Linked DNA regions of Mus musculus: region 2 is linked to region 1. A link is a loop called in an ENCODE intact Hi-C map of the cell type or tissue named here. Cell type or tissue: left cerebral cortex. All regions are shown on one strand. Each heading gives the region's core, and the rest is flanking DNA. Links, peaks and the distances in the headings are about the cores only. Region 1 holds the start of Bhlhe22 (basic helix-loop-helix family, member e22). Region 2 overlaps Cyp7b1 (cytochrome P450, family 7, subfamily b, polypeptide 1).

Region 1 (12,663 bases), core at 2,785-7,784:
TTATCAGGTTAAATTATTTTCCAATTTTTCTTTTAAATGGCTTTTGTTTTGTAGACGCTGTTTGTACTCTTAGCATGCTTATTTTCTTTCAACATGCCATTTATCTTTTGACTTTGTTCATGGTTGTTTTCTTTACAGAGAAGAAAATTTAGTGGTTTTTAGAGTGCCCACTATTTTCCTTTGTAAAACTTGGGGTTTTTTTGTTTGTTTGTTTGTTTTTCTTTGTTTGTTTGTTTGTTTTTTTACCTTGTGCAGAAAGGCCTTTCTTTGCTTGCTGTCTGTAAAACTGTCTTTATAGAATAGTGTTCTTCACTCACACAACATGTATTTCCAAATTTATAGGAAGCCTAATTATTGAGTAAAATTTATCTTGAAGAATAACGAAGCACACTAGAAATAGCTGAGATTAAAAAAAAAACACATTATTCAGACAAGCATTTTTTTTTCTCAATGAAAATCATCATCTTAGCTGGTGACAAAAGGCAAGAGAAGTAATAGATTAATAGATTTATACCTTTGCCAGGCACTGTCTTCATATATCTCATTAAAAATTAATTCTAGATGGTTTCTTTGAGATGAGTTCTCTTGTTTAACTGAAACTGTCTGATGGGCCATAGGCAAAGGAGAAACCTGCAGCATTGATACAGCCAACCAATAGGACTTTGATACAAGCTTCGCACTAACAATGGCTACATCCAATGACTCAACCATGGCCCATTCTTTGAAAAGTGCTCTGAAACCTGCCAGTACTACAAAGTTATGATAGAAAAAAAAAGTCAATAAAATAGAAACCAAGAATAAACTATCAGATGAAATATCACTGAACCTGTCCAGGCGGAATAGTCCAAGAAATACAATATCGTATTGAAATTAAACTCGTGTCACCTTAGAAACAGTTTCACAGCCTCCATTGATTAATCCTACAAGGAAGTCAGAAAAGGCGTGATTAATAGGCCCATTCTCCTCTTGAACGTAAGTAAGGCCAAGGAAATTGTCAAATATTACATATTAAGATACTAATGTGCTGTAGATATGCTATTCTGTTAATGCTATTCTTATCTTATTAAATAATTCACAGAGCAGTGCAATCAAGTCCTACAGATGTGAATTTACAAATTTCTTAAAAGAAACATACTGCCTCTATGACAGTCCTTCCCATGTGTTCTATATATACATACTCTATACCTTTGGATTCAAATACATATATTTCCTTTTCTGCCAATTGCTTTCTTTTAATTTTTTTTCATGAGCTTTGTTCTTACAAATATAGGAAGGAAGTAAAAATATAAACAATGTTTCTAAAAAAAAATCTGAATGTCTCATCCACAGCAAGAGTGGTTTTGTTCCTGCTGTTGTTGTTTTGTTTTGTTTTGACATCAAGTCAGTTTGAAGAATGTATTCCTGTATCTATAGCACCTGCGTGGGGATGCCATTCTCCCAATGGGCATTGTATAAACTTAGGGTGTTGTAAGGTGTAGTCCTTCATAGATTAGGCAAGGACATTTTCATAAGAAGATGCCGTTTGGTATTGACACTCATTTCACCATGTCTTGCAGCTGTCAGTTCCTGTTTTGTATTTGTTAGCTTGAGCCCAAGTCTTGTGACATAGCCCTGGTTCTCTTAGTCCTGCTTCAGTTCCTGGGTATCCAGCTCTCTCTCTCTCTCTCTCTCTCTCTCTCTCTCTCTCTCTCTTTCTCCCCAATACATACATACATATATATATATATATATATATGTATATATATATATAATTTTAATTTAATTTATAATACTAACTTAAATACTGTACAAATTTACCACACACACATGTGATCTCTTCCTCCCTCCATGCCCTCTCCTGAGCTTCTCACCCTGTGTTCTGACCAGACAACTGAATCCATACTTTTCAGTGAAATGTATTAATAATACAGCCAAGTTAAAATTTCTTTAATATCGCTTAACATAATTATAGGCAACAATATCCAATTGGTAGAGTAGATCAGGTGACCACATCAAAAATGTTTTAGAGTGTGTCAAACTTATCCATGCTAACTTTCAAATTTTACTGTGAACAGCTCTGTAGCTAACCATCTGTTTATCTAGTTCCTCCTATATATAATCAAATTTCTTTCAAACAGGAGCTCTTACATTGACAGAGTAAACGAGTCCAAATATTTAGCTTAATAGATCTTCACTGTAATAAATAAAATTAATCTTTCACTGTAATGACATTTGCTTTTGACTGTTTGATCTGCTATTTTTGAAGGCTATTCATAATATTTTGTACACTACAAAAAGCATATCTACTTGTATTTGTGTTTCAAGCAGCTGGCCGGTGTATGCAATCATAAATGAGAAGTGTTTTAATAGGGGTATCATCTCTGGTTCTTTTTTTTTTCAAAGTTGAAAATGAAATCTAGCACTTTGGACATGTTAATCAAGCACTTTGTTACTCCATCAGCTATCTACCCCAGCCCTATCTTTGGACTTTACCAGTTTTTGATTTATTAATAAAAAGTGAGCTTTCTTAAAAATACACTTCAAAAATGCCAACTGTTAAGAATGGCCAATCCTAGTAAGCTTTTCTGGACACGTGTTACCCTAGATGACATTTCAGGAGCAAAGCCTAGATTGGCTGTTCTGCAGGACTGTATGGTGAGGAAACTGTTGCCTAGAGAACGTGAAGGTCTCTGAGGTGATGCGGCTGGATTACCTGCTGATGTTTGTTATGAGGATGCAAACATGTCTGGAAATATCACCTCTACTCCTACTCTTTTTCCACCAGAGGTGCTAGTCAACATACCTCAAAGCAGGGGGTGGAGGGCTGCTTCTTGACGACAATAGTCACATTTTGCAACACTGTGATAAATCATCTGAATAGTAACTGAACAGCTAAATATTAACCGAAGTGTTCATTCTTGACAGTACTTAAGATTACAGCATCCTTTGCATGAAATTGTTCAGTTTTACTTACAAATTAACATGTGATTTAATTTCTATGAAGACATTTTTTATTCAATTTACTAAATAAAATGTATTATAAATCACCAGAGAACTACATCTGAGTGTATAAAATGATGTATATGTAAAACTAGAACACAAACTTCTCTTTACAAATGATTAGTTTTGGGAATCATGACTAGAAGTATTTAATGGACATAGATGTCTAGATAACGCTTTTAATCATAACCAAGCTATCATTGAAATGACTTTTGAGGCATAAAATAAAATGGGTCTCTGGTACCTGGATATTTCAGGCTTTGGTATTCAAATGCTATCATACACCACGATATTCTCGTTTTTGTCAGGAGATGGCGCTGCAGGTTTTAAATAGCAGAGCTAAGGATCCCAAAGCCCCGTTAAATCTTTAGTTTTCTTATTTCTGGACAACCCCCCAAAATATCCACCACTTTTGTTCGAACTATTTTAAACATGTTCCAGAATGTTTTCCAATGTTATGAAGATAATGTTCAGGGGAGAGACTCCTATAACAGGACAAAGAAGTCTATAGTTACCGTTCCCAGGAGAATACATCCACATTGTATGTCTAAAGAAAGAGGACAGGGAATTCTTCATGAACTCTCTCCGCTACCTTTCTATTTATTTCAGCCATGAAGCTTAGGTCGTCCTCTAGGTGTTACCAGTGATAACTAGGCACCATAATATTCTCTTATTACACAGACTGCTTAACCTTGAAAATTGGAAACGTCCCCACAACGTGCTTGAACCGGTTTGAATGGATCCTGGAAAGGCTGCTTTTGGAGGCTGAAGGTTTCTGTCCAGCATCTATTCGAACTTAAACTACTTCCAGATTAGTGAGGAACGATGCCCTTTGTTGGAATCGATTAAGAGGAACTAGGTAGGTAGGTGAAGTTTGGAGCAGACCCCAACAATTCCAGATCGGAATTTGGGGAACTGGGTTGAGACTTTGGAGGGCTGCCAGAACTGTTTCATCTCGAACCACTGCCTGGTTCCTTCTTCTTCCGGAGGGAATCTCTTCAATCCGATAGGCATTCGCAGACCCAGTCTCTCCAAGTTCTTGAGAGGAAGCAAGCAAAAGGATGCTGAGAAACTTACCCTGGGAACTGAATGAATGTGGCTCTGTGTTACTGAGATCTCAAAGGACCAGGGGGCGGCAGACGTTGTTCAGCCACCCCAAGCTACAAGAAACACTGCAGGTTAGAGGAAGTAAATGCAGCTTCAAGGTCAAGGTGCCTCATCCTCGGGCTGGAGGACCACTGCCAGGAGCCCCTTGGCCTAGAGGGACTGGGATGCCGACTTCATCGCATTGTACTTGGCAGTTCAGGAGCAGTTCCTCAGAGCTGATCCCTGGGGGCTCAGTGGTTGCTGACAGACAGGACCTTCAGAGCCAGTGGGAGGACAGGGAAAAGCACACTTTCCAAGTCTGTCACATTCTTCCCACAGCTCTTACAGATTTAATTTTTCCCCCAGAGCGGCTTCAAGTTAAAGTTTACGTTTTTTCCCCCTCTAGTTTGTTTTTATTTTTCAAAGTGTTCTGAAATAGAGAAATTGAAACACTCAGACAGCCAGAGCCAGACTTCTCCTGGCTGCTTAATTTAGACAAGTCATAAAGTTATCAGAGATGCAGAAATACCACAACGAAATTTTTAGCATCTCACTTTAAAGGTAGAGTGAGTTCTATCATGATTCTGCTTGAGCTATTTCCAAATCCGAGCATAGAATGATCTCTAATAAATATAAGTTTGACCTACACATTACTTGGGGCTGCAACTCCACCCTCTAATTCCAATGCAGTGGTGCTTGCTGACTATTTTAGCCTCTATTGAAGGCTTTCAGAGTGTTTCCTCCCATAATAATAAAATTTGTTCATCTTTATGAGAGCTCTTTGATATGTATACATTTGGTATCCAACACTTAGCCGAAAATGTACCTTTCCTGATGCCAAGGAGCTTCACTGCGCCAGTCTAAACACAGGGGTACCCAGGAACTGTTTTCCCTGGGTGGTCCTACTTGTCCCACCTTGCCTCTGGCGCTTTCTAAAAGACCCGTCCCTTGTGTCTCTGGTTTCCCAAACCTCTTTCTTTGAAAAAAAACTGTGCAAGATAGAGTTTTCCTATAGATGCTTCAGGTCAGGTGTTAGAGCCCTGGTTGATTTCCCCAACCTCACTCTACAGGAGAAAGTTCTGGTTTGGACTTTCTCTTCTATTTTGGAACGTGCCTATTGCGTCAGCAGCCCTGGCCCTGATTCTAGCAACTTCTGCAAGATCAAAGTTTAAGATTTCTAAAGTTCCTGTGGCCAACAGATATTGAGGGAGCTGCGGACGTCACCCTTCTCTGAGCCGGAACCCCGGCAGTGGCAGTCTGATTCTACCCAAAGTGAAAGGAAGTTGAGGCAGTGACTCGGGTTAGTGATGATTAAACCAGGTAACGAGACGTCGGGCAGATGTGTTTTCATTGCCCTGTAAGATAAATGCAGTGTTAAGTGCCTGACAACTTCCCAGAAGCAATCAGCAAAAGTTTACGAGTGCATAAACCTGGAAGACCATTCCCCGAAGGTGGTTATAAGACCCGCGTTTAAAGCTTCCATAAATTCTCTGGCCATTTCCCCAGCACAACTTTCCGCTACTATCAAACAACCAACTCCTTCGGGGAGGCTGTGGGATTTCCCCCAAGCTCAGAAGAGGTGGCTGGTTAATACCTAGGGGAATCAAGTTGAGCAAAACTGTTGTGGAGCTTTGGATGATTGGAAGGCATCAGAGGTGGGACAAGGGAAACCGGGATGCCTCATGCCATCATGTTTTGTAAAATCTCCTCCTGGATGTTACCCTGGAAGATACTCGGAGCCAGTTAGAGCGCCTATCAAGCTGGTATTTGCTACACCGTGTGCCTTTTAAATACCTTCTCCAGAACCCGAAGGAATTCAGGCATCTTAAGGAAAGTTAGAGAGCACAAGAAAAACACACACCGGCAAACGAAGTTAGACTTTAATGAAGACTTTTAGCCAGTCTGTGCAGAATCCCCATGGTGCTAGCCTCCAATCTTGTGTTAGTAGCCTGATAGGAGCCTCTCATTAGCCTAAGTTTATAGAGACCCTTCCTTTATGATCCCTCTGAAAACAAAGCTGCTAATTGACAAACAACAACACTAGCGCGTCTGTGTCTTTAGCTTCCTAAAGGGACAGGCTAACAGCTGCGAGGAACAGAGGAGGGAGAGAGGAGGCGGCGAGCCCAGAGCGCAAAAGAGGCACCGCCCCGCACCAAAGCGGCTATGGTCCACAGCTATACACATTGGCAGGCCTTCTGTTAACCGCAGGATCTCAAGCAATACAGCTTCCAGCAGTCCGTTTGCGGGTTCCGATTCAGCCGAAGGAACACCAGTTACAGATGACTTTTCCATTCTGCAAGGGTAGAACCAAGGTTCCTTTCCATCCTTTCCAGGTGACAATGTAGACATTTCTGTGTCGCCCTCACGTTTCCTGTATGAAATAAGGTGCCCAACTGTTCTGATATTACCATTCAAAAACAGGTTCTGAGATGAACCTCATTTGTGAATCTATTACAGAGATTAATAGATTATTTCTCCCTTTTCAACTAATTCTCAGTGGGGAAATTTAACCATATGGTAAGGAGAGAATTAGAATTTCATCACATTAGAGCAAAATATAATGAAAAGAGTCCAACACCTGGGGCCAACTCTGAAAGCCACAATTAAAAGGTTTTTTAATGAAACCAGAGAAACCCCAAACTGCACAGCCTTCAGTAATTCTGCCAGATAAGAGGGAATACGGTTTTTACTTATAAGGATGAAAACTAGCCACTAAATATCGTGTGCTTCGAGAAACTGGACTCAGAAGCACGAGGACCACGTGTACTATCTCCATCCAGACAGCTCTTGTTTCCACAATTCTGCCCTGAACTAACCCTGCAGGAACAGCCCAGACGGATCCAGATGTCCCCAAACGTCTTCAGAGCAGCTAAATGCACGAATGCCCCCACTTGGTGTGTGAGAAGATTCCACTCTGAATGTTCCCTCTTGCGAAGCAACTGGATTTAATCTTGAGGAAAGTTTGAGACTAGTTTTTCTTTTCTTTCTGTCCACGAAGCAGTGAGCTTCTCTCACCACCAACTTAACAGCGTGGGGGACTCGGCAAAGGCCTCCCCCACTCCGCCCCCTCCGAGTTTTAAATCAAACGGGCTATGTAAGCAACTTGGTCATCATTTTGTTGCTTTCTTTAATTGTTTGATTTTTTTTCCATCTATATAGGAAATGGACAGTGGAGGGCTGTGGGAAAAGTGGTGCGGAGAAAATCTGGGTTGGCTCTTGCATTGCTGACATACTAGCTGAAAATCTAGGGTAAATTCGAGACAAGCCAGCAGGGACCTCACCCCTACCCCCAGCCCCCAGGTTCCATCTATAAATGCAGACATGCTATTAACAGGGAGATATAGAATTCTCTCCTATGAGGGTAACTAAGCAAGCTGAGACAGTAGTGGCCCAGTGAAGGGTAGTGTGTGGGGGGTGCTCAGTGGGGGCGGGGGCTTTCCACTGGACTCCCAGTCTTTACCGCGGATATACAATTTGCTGAAGGAGCAAAGAACATCCTCGGCTCTAAGTAGGGCTTTTAGTGTGCTCATTGATGAGTGAAAGTCGCCACACATGTCAAGCTAAAGGCAGTTGTTGGGTTACTAACAGGACCCAGCGCCTTGCAAACATATGCGCTAAGCTGTGTATACAGATGGCAGGCAGAATAATGGAGCAGGCGCCTTTTATAAAGCTCTGGCTGCTGCCTGTCTTCAGACCTGGGAAATGAAACTATTCAGACTCGCGGCCAGATAGCGCTTGCGATTGTTTGTTACCGTTTTAATCCTATTAATTAAAACGTTAACCTGATTGGGTAGAAAGCGCTGTCCCAACAGGCGAGTCTTCTTCATAATAACCTACTCAGAGATAATGATGTAAAAGACTCCCCCGTCTGTGGCGGCGGCTGGTTGATGGGTCCGGAAATCTCTTGAAGGTGAATCCAAGCAAGATAAACGGTGCGTAGAGCAGGCGCGGGATTGGACTCAGAGGCGGTAGCGGCGGCAGCCCCGCTCCCTCCGAGACCAGCCTCCCACCATGAGGGGCCGCGGCCCATGGTGAGCCTTAGCAGCCAGCACCGTCGGCTGGAGACGAAGAAGAAGAAGAAGAGGAGGCGGCGAGCGCGGGGGAAGGCGAAAAAGAAAAAGAAGGGGACAGGGCTGCGGGCAGCGTGGGGACCGACGCACGCAGCAGCTCCGGAACCCCGCCGGCGCGCGTCTGTGCGGCCGCCTGACTCTCCAGCCCAGGTGGCGGCTGGCCCGGACGATGGAACGCGGGTTGCACCTCGGTGCGGCGGCCGCGAGCGAAGACGACCTCTTCCTGCACAAGAGCCTGGGCACCTCCGCCGCCAAGCGCCTGGAGGCGGCTTTTCGCTCCACACCCCCGGGCATGGACCTGTCCCTGGCGCCTCCAACTCGCGAACGCCCGGCGTCGTCCTCGTCGCCCCTCGGCTGTTTCGAGCCCGCTGATCCCGAAGGGGCTGGGCTGCTGCTGCCTCCGCCCGGAGGAGGCGGTGGCGCGAGCGGCGGCGGCGGCGGGGTGAGTGTCCCGGGGCTGCTCGTGGGCTCAGCGGGCGTGGGGGGCGAGCCGAGCCTGAGCAGCCTGCCGGCGGGGGCTGCCCTGTGCCTCAAGTACGGCGAGAGCGCCGGACGCGGCTCCGTGGCCGAGAGCAGCGGGGGCGAGCAGAGCCCCGACGACGACAGCGACGGCCGCTGCGAGCTGGTGCTGCGAGCCGGGGGCCCCGACCCGCGGGCATCGCCGGGAGCGGGGGGCGGCAGCGCCAAGGTGGCCGAGGGCTGCTCCAACGCCCACTTGCATGGTGGCTCGGGCCTCCCCCCGGGGGGCCCCACAAGTGGCGGCGGAAGCGGCGGCGGTGGCGGCGGCAGCAGCAAGAAATCCAAAGAGCAGAAGGCGTTGCGCCTCAACATCAACGCTCGCGAGCGCCGGAGGATGCACGACCTGAACGACGCTCTGGATGAGCTGCGCGCGGTCATTCCTTACGCGCACAGCCCTTCAGTGCGGAAGCTCTCCAAAATCGCCACGCTGCTCCTCGCCAAGAACTACATCCTCATGCAGGCACAGGCCCTGGAGGAAATGCGGCGCTTAGTCGCCTACCTCAACCAAGGCCAGGCCATCTCGGCAGCCTCTCTTCCCAGCTCCGCGGCCGCGGCTGCGGCGGCCGCTGCCCTGCACCCGGCGCTCGGCGCCTACGAGCAGGCGGCCGGCTACCCGTTCAGTGCAGGGCTGCCGCCCGCTGCCTCCTGCCCCGAGAAGTGTGCCCTATTCAACAGCGTCTCGTCCAGCCTCTGCAAACAGTGCACGGAGAAGCCTTAAACACTCCCTTCTTCGAAAACCTCGAGACCGACCCCAAAGCTAGAGGAAAGTGAGAAGCTGCTCCCCATTCCTTTTCCTTTGGTCCTCTCCTAAGTTGTGAAACACTTGCAGGGCAAACAAAGCAGAGGCAGGAACTTAGAAGTATCAGAGACAAACCGGACATTCAGCCTTGGCAAGCCCGGAATCTCGGTCTTTGGGGTGGGGAGGGAGGGGAGAGGGAGGTTTAGTGCGGATGAAGTGTGCTTCCTTTTTCCCCTCAGAAAAGTGGCAACTTTGGTGGCTCCCTAGATCTCAAGGAAGTACAGTCTTCTTTGGAGGCGAAAATAAGTTGAAAAGTAGTGCTTGATTATTAGACGAGAAAAGTACTGAGTGGCAAAATACTAATCCTACTAACACCTGACAATTGGCAAGTGATGAAAGGGAGAGGGGTTCAGAGTTGAGAGGCTCGGGGACAGAATATTCATTCAGACAAATCAGAAAGGGCACTCGAAAATACATCTTGATTCTGAGCCAGGAGAAAAACTTGAAATGCAGACTTTATTTAAGTGGAGGGGAAAGCAGAGAGACATGTTGCTATGAAAGACTTGTATTTTTTATTGTCTCTGAACTTAAAATTCCGTGAAAATGCTCAAAGTTTTGGTGAGAGTGATATTAAAAAGCAGGCTGTGGCTGAAAGAATTGCATTTAAAATATTTATGTGCACCTTGTTGCTTTCTACTCTGCAATGATGTATTAACAATTTATGGTATTTATTTGTTATTCTTCAATGATCCACATCAACCGTATTTATTATGTGTTAAGGTATTGGGTCTTAAGTGTAGATTTTTTTAATGCTTCTAAAATTCTGTTTTATATATTAACTTACACTGTGTGCCTAGTGTTCAAAGGGTATATTTGCCAACAAATATGAAGAGAAATATTGATGTATCTGAGCTGCTGAGGTTTTTGAAAGGGCATTGGATATTTTCAGTTGCATCGTCCATGTATTTAAATTGAGCTTTAATAAATTGCTTCAGTCCAAAAATTACAGGAAAGGTGTATTCTTAATTGATGAATGAATTGATCTCTTTTCCAAAAGGGGACCTATTTGCATTCCAAAACAGAAAAACATCACAGCAATAGATTTTACAAGTAAGAACATACTAGGCAAATATATTTTTCAGGTTGTGCTGTGCATTTTAAAAGGTCTAATTTAATTGTTTTTAATATAGATGTACATATATAAGTTATTCCTCCTGTGATGACTTATTAAGTTAAAAGACTGGTTTCATTTGCTTATGGTGTGAAATCCTTTGTTATTTTTCTAAGAAAAATAAAATTTAAAAGACATGAAATGAAGCTACGGAAGAGGAAGAAGCTATTTACCCAAAGCGAGCTTTCAGTTTTAGTTTGCATGGCGATCTGCCTGCCTTTCCTCCTGTGAAAATCCAGAACACCCCCTTTTAAAATGGAGTCTTGCTATTTTCCACTCCTTACAGATAATACAAATTCAGTTTGTCTGGTGATTTCAGAGCTATGATGGATCTATCAGTTGGTTTTGGATGTGTAAAGAATGATATATATATTAAATAGGTCAATCAGACTATGACAGCTATGTACGACCATTTGTATGTGTATCTATGTCAGAAAGAATCTTTATTAAAATATTTTGATCAAACATTTTATTTTGCTGTGCTTTGTAGAAGAAAGTAACAAAAAAAAAGGAAAGGAAAAGAAAGGAGTTTCATAAAAAGTGGAACCAAAGTTTTGGCAGTGCTGCACAAATTATGAGTAGCCTTAGTTCACATGGTTACTAAGAGGACAAGAACTGGGGATGGCCATGGAGCAGAGGTGAAAGAAGTCTGTGGTTAGACCCAGAACGTGTCTAGAGTTCCTGATCCTTAAAAAGCCAGGGTCTCCCTGAAAGTCTCTCCCACATGTACAGAATCTAGGCCATGCTAGGGCCTGCCAAGGTGGGTACATTTTCTTAAAGACTTTTAAAACAAAAGTTCTGCATTCAAATGCTTGAAGACCAAAAGAAAAGATAAATCTGGATTCTTTGAGCACCAACTTTATGGAGGTCTCATTCTGCTTTTCTGTGACAAAAGGGTCAACGTGATTGAATTATGTAAGTATAAGGAATGCCCGCAGAGACTTCCAGAATTTATTAGGTCATTGGTTAATGAGTTGCTTGGTATTTGAATTGGGTTAGGCATGATTCTACTAAGGTATATCATATCTGTTTATATTTGAACCTTTGCTCTTGAATGTAGAAAGTATAACTTATAGACATCACAGAGATGATGGTACTGATACTGAGGTTTGAAGGTCCAGAACTTTCACTGGACCTAATTACCTAAATGCATTTGGGAGGGGGTGGTCTGTGCAGCCTCAGCTCATAGAGACCTTCCTAAATGCCATCAAACTTAGTGGAGGCTGGTAAAGAAGGATGCTTTCTGTTCCGATTTTCATCAAAGAAGATTAATCAGAACCTGTAACTTTTCAGACAACATAAGAGCAAAGGCCTTGAAACTCAAGCCCCTCTGCCAGGGAGTGATGGTAGACAGGAGGAAGGGACCAGGGTAGCCCCTAGGCTGGAGAAGACCTTCTCTCAGCATTTACCAGACAAAGCCTGGGTGCGTCTAATTATGATTATTAAAACAATTTCCATGACGATGTCTAATATTATGTTAATTTGAAAACAACTGTGTATGAAAACTGTCGACTATAATACCTAAATTCATTTAATGAAACACATCGTTAAGGCAATTAAACCTCCTGGATGTGATTAAGAAACATAATTACGACAGTGTTCTGCACCATAATTGGGTGTCTTTAATCAAGGGGTAAAGTGATCAGCAACACAGCCATTAGTTTGTATTGTTCTGTCCCTGCTGTCCATCATTCTGATTAGGAATTAGCCACAGCCTCCACTAGTCAGACTCCCCCCCCCCCCACTTTGCATACTAACATTGTAGGGGACACATTTGCTGCAAGATTTACTGCTTAATATTTTGCATCATTAAGAAGGCCTCCCTGAAACACTTCCTTTACAAACTGTATTATTCCACCATTATCAGAAATCGGACAGAATAACAAATCTTGAACTTCAAGAAAAAGACATGCTGGCTCTCTCCTCATCCTCCAACCACTCAGCTTCTGTGCTTAGTCCAGAAGAGAACTCAAGTGTAAGGAGGGAACGTTGGAGAAGAATATTGAAGACAGAAAATGCCCAACAAGCGGGCAGTACTGAAATGCATTGGAGGCAACTATATTTATTTTCATTTTAATATTTTCAGAGATGTCAACATT
Region 2 (12,663 bases), core at 2,902-7,901, 110 kb after region 1:
ATAGCTGTAGCTATGGGTGTGGACACAGACACTTCCAGGCATTCCTTTTCTGCCCAGACATTTCTTTCCAGGTTAAATACACACATAAGCATTAGTGGTAGGCCTCTCAATGAAAAGTAAAATGAAATTCACATGCATAAAGTGACATATACATGTCAGGGGACTCACAGCCTCTCCTCCCACGAATATACCTATCCTGGATCTATTCTGGATGCAACGAGGCCTGAGATGGAACAGTCCTCGGGTAGCTGCAGAGACAGCCCAGGAATGGTAGTAAAGCAGTTCAGCCAGTGGTCAGCATTATTTTAACACAGAGCCAGCATCCATAGCTGCTAGAATTTTAACTAGCCTTAAGTAATAGAAAAATTTGTCAAATATGTATACTTGACCAAAATACCTAAGATTTCTCATTTCTTTACATAAATTCAACCACAAATGACACAACTCTTCCAAAGGTCTGAAATAGAAGAGAAGGAGAAGAGGTCCTTTGCTCACAGTTAAGAGTCAGGCTACCAGGAAAAGAAGCATCCAACTTACACAAGGTGGCCATGAGGCAGTGGTAGCTGCAGTGCAGTATGGCTGTCCAAGTCAACCCTGAATGCATGAGGTTTATTCAGGCTCTCTATTGTCTTCTACTCCACTTGGGGCAAACAAGGTCTGCCTCCTGTACCAGCACTCATGGCATCATCAGTGTTGAGGTTGGGCAGTGGAACCTCTTCTCTCCGGTTTTACCTCACAAATAGGCAGAATGGGGAGAATCTAGGCAAGGCTTATGTGATGGTTTGTATAAGGTTGGCCCAGGGAATGGCACTATTAAGAGGTGTAACCTTGTTGGAGTAGGTGTGTCACTGTGGGTGTGGGCTTAAGACCCCCACCCTTGCTGCCTGGAAGCCAGTCTTTTAGCAGCCTTCAGCTCCTCCTGTACCATGCCTACCTGGATGCTGATATGCTCCCACCTTGATGATACTGGACTGAACCTCTGAACCTGTAAGCCAGCCCCAATTAAATATTGTCCTTGTAAGTGTTTCCTTGGTCATGGTGTCTGTTCACAGCAGTGAAACCCCAACTAAGACAGCTTATATTCTATGGTTCTTAGGTCAGGGTACCTTTCCTGATCAAGATCTCCTGTGGTCACCATGGAGATAGAGAACACCCAGAGGTCTGCCATTCAACTTAAGTTTTGAAAATATGGAGTACAGATATCCAAGCTCAATCTCAAAAGGTTACAGTACATTAGTATTCATTAGTATTAATGGAGGCCCCTTGTAGGCAAAACACAAAGAAATTATTCACGGAGATTATTACACAGTGCTTTGACAGTATAGGTCTGCCTCAAAGAGCTGGAAGACTGTACTTTGCATGGCTTCTGAGTCATTAAGCCTCTGGAAGACCAATGTGACCTCCAAGTTCTCTCTATAATTCCCTGACAAATATATGAAATCTTTAAACTCTGGAATAATTCACCCTCTACTGTAAATAATTTAGTGGGCATCAGTCGCCTGTCTCTGCTGTGAGACTGTATGTGTACACTTTCCATTCTTTTGTGGGTGGTTGATGTCTACTCACAAGTTAACTCAGTTGCTGAGACTGCAGCAAGTTGGCTCAGTTTGTGATGCATGGAAGTGAAGCCTGGGTCACATTTCCATCAATAACACTAGACCACTCATCACAAAATCCAGTAGAAAATGACAAGAGACGTATCCAAGAAGGTGGAGGAGTCAGATGACAGTTAGCAGAAAGGCTCATTGCTCTAATTGTGTAAAGATAAAGATAAACTCAAGATGGTATTCTTCCTGTATTCCTGACTTCTTCACACTAGATATAAAATCAAACACAACAAAAAAGAAAATATCCTTTGATGCCATTTCTTCATCTTGAATTATCATCTATATTTTTCATGAAAGACTTGTATTTTGGGTTTTTGTTGTTATTCTTGTATGCTTTTTTTGCCTGCATATATGCATTCCCAAGCACTGTAAAGCACAGTTAGAACTCAATAGATGGTTGAATGTACATATGGGTAAATAGATAAAGCCCCACGCTCTTCCAAAAGTTCTCAAGCCACGCATTACTCTTTAAGGGTTAAAATAAAAGATCCCAATTTGCCAGGGAGAGAGGCATACTTCTATTTCAATTATCAGAGTTTCACTTTTGAAGTCAAACTGTTCAAATCTGTCTCCTTGGAGAGGGAAGAGGCTGGGGAAGATAAAGTGCTGCCAAGCGCCACAGCACAAAGACCTCCTGCTCCCCTGCTCTCAGGGCAATGACCTTGTGATCTCATTTGCAATCTGTTTTACAAAGAAAGCTCCATTATGCTCATTTCTGGGGTGAAGCCAGGATGATGAGGACTGTCATGCAGAACCTGAAGGCCTGGCTAGGATATTGTATGCATTAGAGTACACATACATGTGCATGAACATGTACAGTCACATACATGCATGCATATGTATATACACATGCAGCCTTATGTTTGTGCACTCACACATATACTTATATGTGCATGTTTGTGGTCATGTGAGTTCAGTCATACCTATGCACATGTGTGTGCTATCCAGGATGAAGAGTGGAATGGGACACTGAATCCCCAGGGGCCAGACTCCTTTAATGCTGAACTGCAAGCTGAGTCCCACAGTTCTGAGAAATCTCACTAAGAAAATGGCACTATCTTTAGATATAGCATTTAAAATATCTTTTCATCTTAATTTTTTATCGTGTTGTGTCATCTACCTTTCAAAACAAGAATGAAAATAATCCCAAAATTAAAATTAGAAATGGAATGGAGATGAAGTATAAAGGACCAAAGATGTATATGAAATCGATTACTTAGAATACTTACTTCAAGAGAATTCAAGAAAAATCAATGTCACTCCAAGAGTCATGCACATATCCACATTTCTGAGAGAGAGTGTCACATGCCTGTCGTCTCTAAGGTCTACTCACTAGTGTCATCTAACTGGTGACCAACCCTTTGATGAAGGCAGAGAGATCAATGTGTTCCTAATTGAAGCAAAGTGAGGTCTACAAGGCATCACTTAAGCATGTGTCAGTAAGTGGAAAAGCGTTATATCACTTGGCCTCCTGACTCTCAGACCACTGTAGATAGATCGTATCTGGGTGTTGGAAGATCAAGTCACTGTCACCTCTATTTCAAAGGAGCAATTGAAAACAAAGAAAAGTAAAGCAACATGTTCAGTATATCATTTTACTACGCTGTCTGGATTTTTTCCTACTTAATATCTCATGAGTATGAAAAATCTCTTTCATTTTTACCCCAAACTCATTTAAAAAATAAAGTAAAACAACATTTTATAGTATAATGTGGATAAAATATCACCAGAGGATATGAAAACCCTCAATTATATACTCAGAGTCAAACATTTGAAACCTTATTTTTATTAAATAGATGTAGCATAGTTTTCCCTGTCCCATTAATTTAAATATTAATACAAGAAGCTTGTGAGTGGACAGGGAAAAGGGAGGTGGAGGTAAGAGTTTCAGAGACAGAGACAGAAGAAAAGAAGGAATCAAGATGGAGCAAGAGGAAGATAGTCCAGATTTTGCGTGGCTTTAAATAGCCACAGGTAGCTATGAATCATAAAGGATAGAATAATTGGGATAACTTTTCTAATATAGGTGGGCAGCTTGTATCATTGTCAATTGGCTCTGAAATTATTGTGTGGGCATCTTGTGAATTGAGAATTTACTGATATAAATCTGACTTCTAAATCCCAAGCCTCTAGCGTTTTGATTTTACTGGGTTCCTGGGATTCGGGACCACTGCCCACAGAGGGTGAGTGGCTGGGAATGAGAGCAGAATCCACAGAGCAAGAAAACTGTAAAATAGGTGGCAAAACGAGGCTAGCCTGTCAGAGCAGAGAGTAAGTGGGTATAGCGCGAGACGGTGCCGGCTTTTTCAATATTTCCCACAACAAATAGACTCTGGCACAAACTATATGGAGGGGGTTCTAGTAAAGTTTTGTTATTTTGCAAAGCAAAATGAGTTACTGATCCTTTATCCAAATTGGCAAAAAGGTTTAGGATTTCTTTCAGGTATTAAAATATTCACATATGAATGAGGTTCCCCCAAGTTTCATGTGCACTTTATAGGCAGAGTCCAAAAGTGAATGTAAACAAAACATGTTCTGATGCCACCAGAGGCGTGAGATCAGGCGTGGCTGTCTGTTGCTGTGGAGTCTTCAACACGTGAGAAGTCTGAGATTTAGGAATACTCAAAACACTGATCTTCCGATCACCCTGCATCACCTCAGTGTCATTGTAGTGAAACAAAAGCCTTTGCCAGACTGCGAAGGTCCCGATCACAACTATGCATCCTGTGCTGTCCACAGTGAGACTCAGGACGGACGGGCATGTGCATAGAAGCTCTCACAGCAACTCAAGAATAGTTTTATGTTGGATAATATAATAACATTAGATAGTATTTCAAGTGCTTTTTATTTCACTTTTCTACTCATTTAATTTTATTGTAATTTAAGAAAAAATTGATCTCTAGTAAATTGGAAAAGCAATAAGAGAACTGATTAATTACGTCAGGCAGTTTGGGAAGCACTGTACTAGACTTTACCACCAGGCCTGCTGAGTGAAGTTTTACTTCGGAATAACAGAATAGCCTTCTAGAATTTCAAAGAAACCACCATCTAAATGCAAACATAAAAGTTAAATTTCTGTATGTTTCTGTAGTTGCTAATGTGAGTTTTTGATCCCTCATTGCTTCATGCCGCTCTGGCTGATTTCCAAGATCAAGGTGAATAAAAAACAATCCAGAAGTGAATGAAACCTAATGTATGAGTAAGGCAAGACTTTACAGGCAACCAAGAATGTAGAAATCTAACATGCGAGCTGTTTGTTGTTAAACTTCAGGCTGGAGCCAGGCACCTCGAGGCAGGAATGGCCGACCCTACTGCTCCCTGCTTCCTCGATGCTGAGGTGAACCGAACAGGTGTTTTCCGTCGGGCTTCTCATTTATAAACGGGCTCCGTGACCATACACGCACAAAGCCACTTGTTCGACAGTCTCCGAAGAGGGGCCGAGGACTGACCAGACATGAGACCCGATTACCCTCTCACCCTGGAAATCCCTGAGGGTTGAGGATGATGCTAGCGCAGGTCAGGATGCAGGAGGCACAGCTGCTGCCTGTTCCGCAGGGTGCAGGAAGGTTTCTGTTTCCATATGACATGCCAGTTCTAAAACTGAGTGAGCAGGTAGCACTAATTTCCCTCTTTTTGTCTCTCTTTGTGGAGTCCTAATTTTAAGGCAGTGTTTTATAAGTTTGTATCATCCTTTGAAAGTTGTACATATTTGAAGAGAACAACAATAACAACAACAAAACCATGTCGCTAAATTTCTTTTCAAAAAATAACGTGCCTGATATAATTAAGCATCGTTACCCTGTCTGCACATGATGTCGAGGACAGACAATGGATATGTCACTGATGGCTCTCAAACAGCCAAAGTCCTTTTCCCTTGGGTTTCTGGCTCTCTTGACAATGAAGACTCCCTCTAGTGGTTAAAGAAATAAATGTAAACTCTCTTTTAACCAAAAGGGTGATTTATTTATTTATATATTTATTTCTCTAACTAGGATGTTTTCTAAAGGAAAAAAAATGAGTATTTTTAAAGCTCTCTAAATAAGACAATTATAAATATTAAGATGCAAAATTTAGATTGTATCCTTAACTTATGAAAAAGTATACAGTAAATGAAAGTTATAATTCTGATAGTCTGAGTATGATAATAAAAGAGTGATACATATTTAAAAAAAGAAGATCCACTATCTATTTCATTAATGGAGGCATGACTAGTGGCTGTTTGCACAAATCGATGCTTTCCAAAGCAAGTTACGTGGCTCTTCTACAGGAGCTACAATCTAATGATTGCAAGGAACACTTCATTTAACATAATAAATATTTAGCCTGGTTAAAAGCGATATTATGTGAAAATTTTTAACTGCAAAGAAAAAGGTGGCAAATGCATATAGATTATTTTTACCATCTAATTTTCAATCCCTTTTCAGCTGAACAACAAAACACTGAGACCCACAGAACTCAAATGACTAGCTCCAAGTCAGAGAGACAGAGAAAAAGACCAGGAGAAGCCGGTTCCCTAAGCTGCAGCCTCTTTAGCTGCTCCCAGGAGGGCCTCCCCATTGCCACCTTCCTCCTGTTTATTCAAGATGAAGCTTGATCTGTGACTGTCTAAACCGCAAGTGTAAAGCCTCTATTCTTTTCAGATTTATAGACTTTAGCATTTTGTTTATTGTTCAGAACACCCAGAGAAGTATTTGTGGGCGCATTGACCCATCTCCGAGAGATTTATTTTACAACATGAAAATGGAAGTTAAAATTAGAAACTACCTAAATGCTAGTGGAATTCTGGTCTTAAGTCTCTCCCAGTTACTGTGGACTTGAGAGCTCAGCCACTCCTTGTTTGTTGTACACGTATCACTTATGAGGTTGAGTAAAGAGAAAAATGAACCAGATTAGTAAAAGTGCTTTGAAATGTGTGACAAATGCTATAAAATAAATTTTTGTTTTAGTTACTCAGAGTTATATCACACTGGGAAAAAGGCTGTTTCATCTACAGCTTCAGTTTCTTTGAGGGAGAGGAAAATAAAAGAAACTTGCCAATTGTTTTGTAGAATAGTAGATACAGAAGATAGTCACAGCTTCCCTGTAGGAACAGGCTCTGCATGGCAGGTTCTGGGGTAGGTACCGGAGAATGTGATGGTCTAACATCTTCGCTTAAAGATTTGGCATCTGGTTTGTAGTAAAGTGAAAATTCTGTTACAATCATACCTATGAGTAACTGAAGTTAAACTCACCTATAAGCACTACTGTGCATTGGCAATACCTAGAGAATACCAAACACATTCAGAAATTTGAAGTTTTATAACCTAAAACCTTTTTATTTCCCTTCTTATCAATCTAGATGCTGAGCTCTGAGATGGGCCCTTGTCTGTGTCTGCCCATCCTGTAAGATGGTGCCAGGAGCAGAAGAAGCATTCCTATTGGTTGAATCTGAACTCCACCCTGGAGGACAAAGGGCAGAGGAGATGAGCTAACAATATCTAGGGATACTTTGCCATCTCACGAAGATAGGCTGTCTGTCTGACTCCTGCTACCAACTGAGTGAAGGTGGTTTATTATATTTTCTAACACATATCCTGACATTATGCAACATTCCCAAACTGCCCTGTATTTTCCAACCTGGATGAAAGAAGATGCATGACATTTCTGCCCTTGCTGCTGTTGATTTGCAAGTCAAGAGAGAGAGAGAGAGAGAGAGAGAGAGAGAGAGAGAGAGAGAGAGAGAGAGAGAACAGCAACCTGAACCCTGGAGTAAACACAAAACCCCAAGAACAGTTAGTGTTTCTTCTTAACTCTTTAAAGTTTGACCGAGAAAGACAGGCCTGGGCTTTCCAGGCTAGATGCTTCTACATACATGGCATCCGTGTGTGTGTGTGTGTGTGTGTGTGTGTGTGTGTGTGTGTGTTTGTGTGTATTGTCTGCCAAATATAATATAAAATGTTCCACTTAAATGATTAAAATGGGGGAAAGAAGGAATTTTACCAGATCCACTATTCTTTTGAAATAATATTTAAAAAAAAAAAATCCAAAACATGGGGTAAAACAAGCTTCCTTTTGTTTTCATACAAATCAAAAAGAGTTCGAGAAAGCATTCACAGCAAGCACTGTCCAGCGAGGACCCGGAAAGAAGCATACAGTGGAGCCAGATGTTGGGGTGATTTGTGTCAGAAGGGCACAGGAGCATGGTGTTGATTTCAATGGCTGCTGGCAGAAGCTTTGCTCCAGCAGCAGGGGGAAAACCCTGAACTAATGGAATTCTTCCCTACTCTTTCCCTCGCTCGCTAAGACACCCTAAACCACTAGTCAGTGGTGCTGATAGCTGTCAAAGAAGCTGAATTCACTGGCCAACCCTGCCAGCAGGGATCACATCAGAAGGGAGATGACTGAGTGAACAAGGGCGTCTCCAGGCTGTGCCATTTTATATCCCACTCAACCTTCAACAGCTGTTTCTTGAGCGAATACAGACTTCAAATAATTATGTGAAAAGAACAACAAAATTCCAGATGTAGACAATGTTTATATGTATTCCTTGGCCCTTGATTGGGCCCACAAAGGGGGACGAGCAATGTCATGTCTGAAGGATGAGAGCTTATAACCAGGTGGAATTAGAACCAACAGTTTCTCTTATTGGCACTCCCAGCCAAGGTCTCAAAAGAGAACATGGTAAAGTGGTTTTGTATCAAGCGGATTTTTTTAAACAGAAAATGCAGAATGGTGTGTTATAGTTTTAGGGACTCTATTGACCTGAGTGATCATTGCCGCCAGTCATTGATTTAAAATTTTAAAGGGCTTTTCCATCAGCTCTGCTGTTCTCAATGTCATGGCCACTCGTAAATTAGGCAAAGGCTCTCTCATATCAAGTTCTGACAGAATTTTCAATTTTAGCCAGTCCACCATGCTGAAACACAGAACATAAACAGAGGCTTGCTTTAGAATATTAGATGTGACCGAAGCCTGCTCAGCTCCTTTGACACTGTGAGACATTTTGTCACTTCACCTGGAGAAATATACACGGCTTATTCGGAAGTGCTGCCAGAGTCCAGCACCTGTCAAAACCTCTATCTGTCAAGGCTTTCACAGAGAGTTTCAAAATGACAGATCAGGATGTCTGAGTTGATGGAGCCCCAGGAAAAATGGAACAGATAGAAAATTCATGACTCTAAACTAGATCAAAGTGACTTCTGTCAACATCATGTCAAAAGAACTGTTCATTTTTAGAGGTTTTTTAAAAATTATATAAACACTTTTTTGAGCATGAGCTAAGTGTAATGAAGAAAATGTTTTCTTGTTCTACAGTATGATCATCCAAATGTTCAAACATATACTTTATATAACCTAGAAGGAAGGAAAATTCTAATAGTCATTACTGTCTGCCAGTTAAAACCACTGACATTCAAGAAAGAATTATGAAGATACTATCTGCCCAAAATAGGACAAACCATCTGGCTATCACAGAACAAAAGGGGTTTTTGTTGGTGTTTTTTTTTTTTTCACACATCAAATCCTACAACTGGATTCTTGCTTCTTATTCTGTTACACTAGGCTCTGATTTTCCCTCCACTTGATTAGTGTGGCAATTTAAAATTCAGGAAACAGTATTAGTTTCCTAACATATTTGCTATTATTTAAAATTTAAAAACAAATGGAAAACCCTTATGATGCACAATTTTCTTAAATTATAACTTTCAGAAGAAAGTAAAATAAAAAACCAAAACTGTGATAAATAGCTTACAACATGTAGGACTGAACTTTCTGAAACCCCCCCCCCCAATGGCATTCAAAGCCATTCACCAGATGAAATATGTGTTAAAGAACCCCAAAGTGACTGCTTTCCTGTTCTAATTTCTAACTCCTTTGAGAGAGGAAGGCTGGCACCTGGTGTTAGAACCCAGGTAACCTGTCTCCTGCTGCTTATCTGTCAATAGATAAATAGGACATGTGGCCTAGTGAGGACAATACTGGGGTTTCACTCAGCTTCTAAACAGGAAATAGACATCAAAAGAATGTGTACCAGACATGCACACTCATGCACATAGGCACACACATGCACACATGCATGTGCACATGCATGCACACAGGGACAGTTCCTGTAATCACTACAACTGACCCTAATAAAATGACAATGTCACTTTTCAAAATCCCATTGGCCTTTCCTTTAGCCGGGGTTGAGAAATTTTGATATCAGCCCTTTCAGCAACAATCTCACAGAAGCCAGCTGGCTCAAAATGTTCTGTGACCAGGACAGGTTGCTTACCTCTAGAAGGTTAAAGTATTTAAAAGATAACAACTACATCTGGCTTAGAGAGGAAAGCCATGTTTGACAATGGTCCCACTGCAGTGTATGTACAGTCTGCAGGAAAGTGCCATCTAGGACTGTGAAATTAGGGCAAGATCACCAAGCCTTCCTGGAAGGAGAGCTGAATGCATTTTCTTTCCTACTTATAAAAAGATGTTTATTACCTGTGAGTGCATAGAGGTGTGGGTCTCATGGCCACCAGTGATTGGTGATAAGCCCCTTTTCCTCATTTACATTGATAGCCAGCATTAGTGAAGATATACGCATTTCATTTCATGGTTCAGAAAGAACAAAGTATATGTATATGTGATAGCAGTGGGTGGTTAATGAAATGGTCTGACAAGCATAAGCTAATACATAGTCATACCAGAATGTGACTGCAACACCTGTTCTTGCTTCACAGACTTCCAATTCTTAAGAACAAGTTACCACTCACAAGAAGTGAAGCCACTCCTATTTAGACATCAATATGCTCCAAGGAAATTTTAGTCGCTGTTTTTGGTAGTGGTGTTGCAATCACTAAAGGGTGGTTATTCTAATGATATCAAATCTCTTTTGCTTCTGTCCTAAGAGTAATGAAAACTTCACACATGCATGAAGCTCCAGTAATTATTTTAAACTGCCTTCTGTTGTCCCCCTGAGGAACACGGTGGTATTTGTTTGATGCAGTTTAATTAGTGTCAGGGTAATTAATGCTATGCTATCTACATGAGATCAAAACCCTTTCTTTGTAACATTCTGGTAACTCAGAACTAAGAAAACGGAGCGTTTTGAAAATGTTGTGGCATGGTGTTAACCTGAGATCACTGGTGAACTGAATGGCTCATCTCTTCCTCCCAGCCTCACCCAAATGCCAAATCCAGTCTCTCCCAGGACAAGATCAGGCCTGTAATACATTGCAACTACTCTGCCAGGCATAAGATTCGGTGGCTGCTATGGAATTAAATTCTTTTTTTATGGGCATAATCAAATTAACTAAAGCATTCACAGTCACCAGGCACCTTTTGCAATAGTTTAATCTTTTAATAATGAAATAGTAAACTTCTGCACTGACAGAGAACTGGAGTCCCTTGTAAGCGGGGTGTCACATTGCCATGTGCTGATATATTTTTTCAAATAAAGGAATCATTTGGTTTAATGAATGAATGTGATTCTGCTTAAATGCCTGAATAAAATTTGCATTTAATTGTAGGTATAGATAGTCTCTCTGTTTGACAATAATGTTAAGAGAAGGGAGGGGGAAAACAGAGATAGGAAAGGAGAGAAGTTAAACACACAAAAATTCCAGACACATACATAACGTGCACTGCCATAAATCCCTTTTAACTGTTTCTTTGGTAATAAGCAACGGCAGTATAAATCTCCTAACACGAAAACTCAAGCTGATCACAGGCTTAAGGAAATAGCTCCAGTTATCTTGACTGGATAAATTATTATACCCTAAAAAGGTTATTCCAGTGTCTAATAAAGCACTGTAGCTAACAAACAAAAATAAAAAGACGAACCATTCTCTTATTTTGTAACAGATGAAATTACAGGGTGCATGGGATCAACACAAGGACATTGAATTCATTTCAAGTCTCAAAAACGCACTATGCACTGTTCATTTTGGAAGAAGGCTAGTGCTTTAACACAAAGAGGAGGGTCACATTAGACTTATAGTATTTTTATAGTAAGGGGAGGGCTGATGGCACATATCTAAAACATAAACGTGACTGTCTGGAAGTCAAGCCAAATGGATTTTGTCTATTGCAAAAGTACAAGGAATGAAAATAAGCTGTGTACAGCACAAGAAATGAACAGACATCAGCACCTCTAAGGATTAAATGCTCAGTCGGCCATAGTTATGAAATTGTGTCTGTACCCATCAGTTGTGGAAATTAAAGTTAATATTATAAAAATAAAATCTCATTAGAAATTTTTACTTAAGCTGCTGGCAGGTGATCCCCTAACAGGGCTGGTGCTGACGGCATCTCCTTTAGGTCATTCCTTGTGAAATGCCTTCTGGGATCAGCTGATTAGCCAAATATGTTTTCTCACATCTTTAGTTCTACTTTCTATGAGTTAGTTGTTTATCAATTAAGGTGATAAATACCAGTGAGTCTGGTTACAGCAGAAATACAGCAATGTACCCTCTAGGAACCTCGCAGTAAGAGCTGTGTGCAAAGTTCAACAACTGTGAAGGAACTATTAAGGAGGACATACACACAAGTGACCTTGACTGACACGCGCACTTCATTTCTGCAATAAACAGCAGTGGTGCTGATAACTGCTCATTGGCGCAGAGAGTAATTACCTATCTGTCAGCGTTGCTGGTGTGTGCGAAAGAGTATAAATGAAACATACATAATGTGTGGCAATAATATCAGGCATGCAGAACCTAATGCATTATCATCATTCTCAGGACCCAGGTTTATGTGGCTGCCACCACTGAGTAAATGCCTCCTAGCCATGATAATTTCATTCTAATCTCTCTTCCATATTATAATTTTCATTGCTAAAAGATACTAAGGAGCAATACGTTTCAATCAAGGCTAAATAGAACACGACCTGTAACTAGCTATTTTATACACCTATATATTTTTTCTTTCAAAAATTTTAGTCAATTTATGAAGAGACAGGAATAAGCTATAAATTTCTGTGTGACAATCCCTGTCCGTGCCAATGTCACCATGTCTAGAGATGGGGTGGAGGAAGCCTAGGGAAGGGTCAGCAGTTTTACCTCCCATTTTTCCAACAACAAAAACATCCATCTTTTAAACT

The links. A loop is a pair of places that touch in the nucleus more often than their neighbours do. Peaks named below come from ENCODE experiments on the same cell type or tissue, not always from the same donor. Only the 100,000 strongest peaks of a DNase experiment are listed, where the experiment ranks them.
Region 2: a loop joins it to region 1, with 4 times the contacts of the local background. A loop is called at or near these places in 15 of 42 quality-filtered maps.

The regions. Positions count from the first base shown.
Region 1 is chr3:18,046,484-18,059,146 of GRCm38, forward strand. Bhlhe22 (basic helix-loop-helix family, member e22) reads left to right here and starts at 7,842. Exons shown (of 1, transcript NM_021560.4): 1 at 7,842-11,031. The coding sequence starts at 8,305. The coding sequence ends at 9,372. In left cerebral cortex, for the core only: a CTCF peak has its summit at 3,279 (motif pointing right); DNase peaks (open chromatin) are centred at 3,303, 4,001, 5,301, 6,188 and 2 more places; H3K4me3 peaks cover 3,359 bases; H3K27ac peaks cover 1,555 bases.
Region 2 is chr3:18,153,133-18,165,795 of GRCm38, forward strand. All of the region lies in intron 1 of Cyp7b1 (cytochrome P450, family 7, subfamily b, polypeptide 1), which reads right to left. Among named protein-coding and RNA genes, the nearest start is that of Gm23686, 18 kb to the right of the region's middle. In left cerebral cortex, for the core only: a CTCF peak has its summit at 5,508 (motif pointing left); a DNase peak (open chromatin) is centred at 5,418.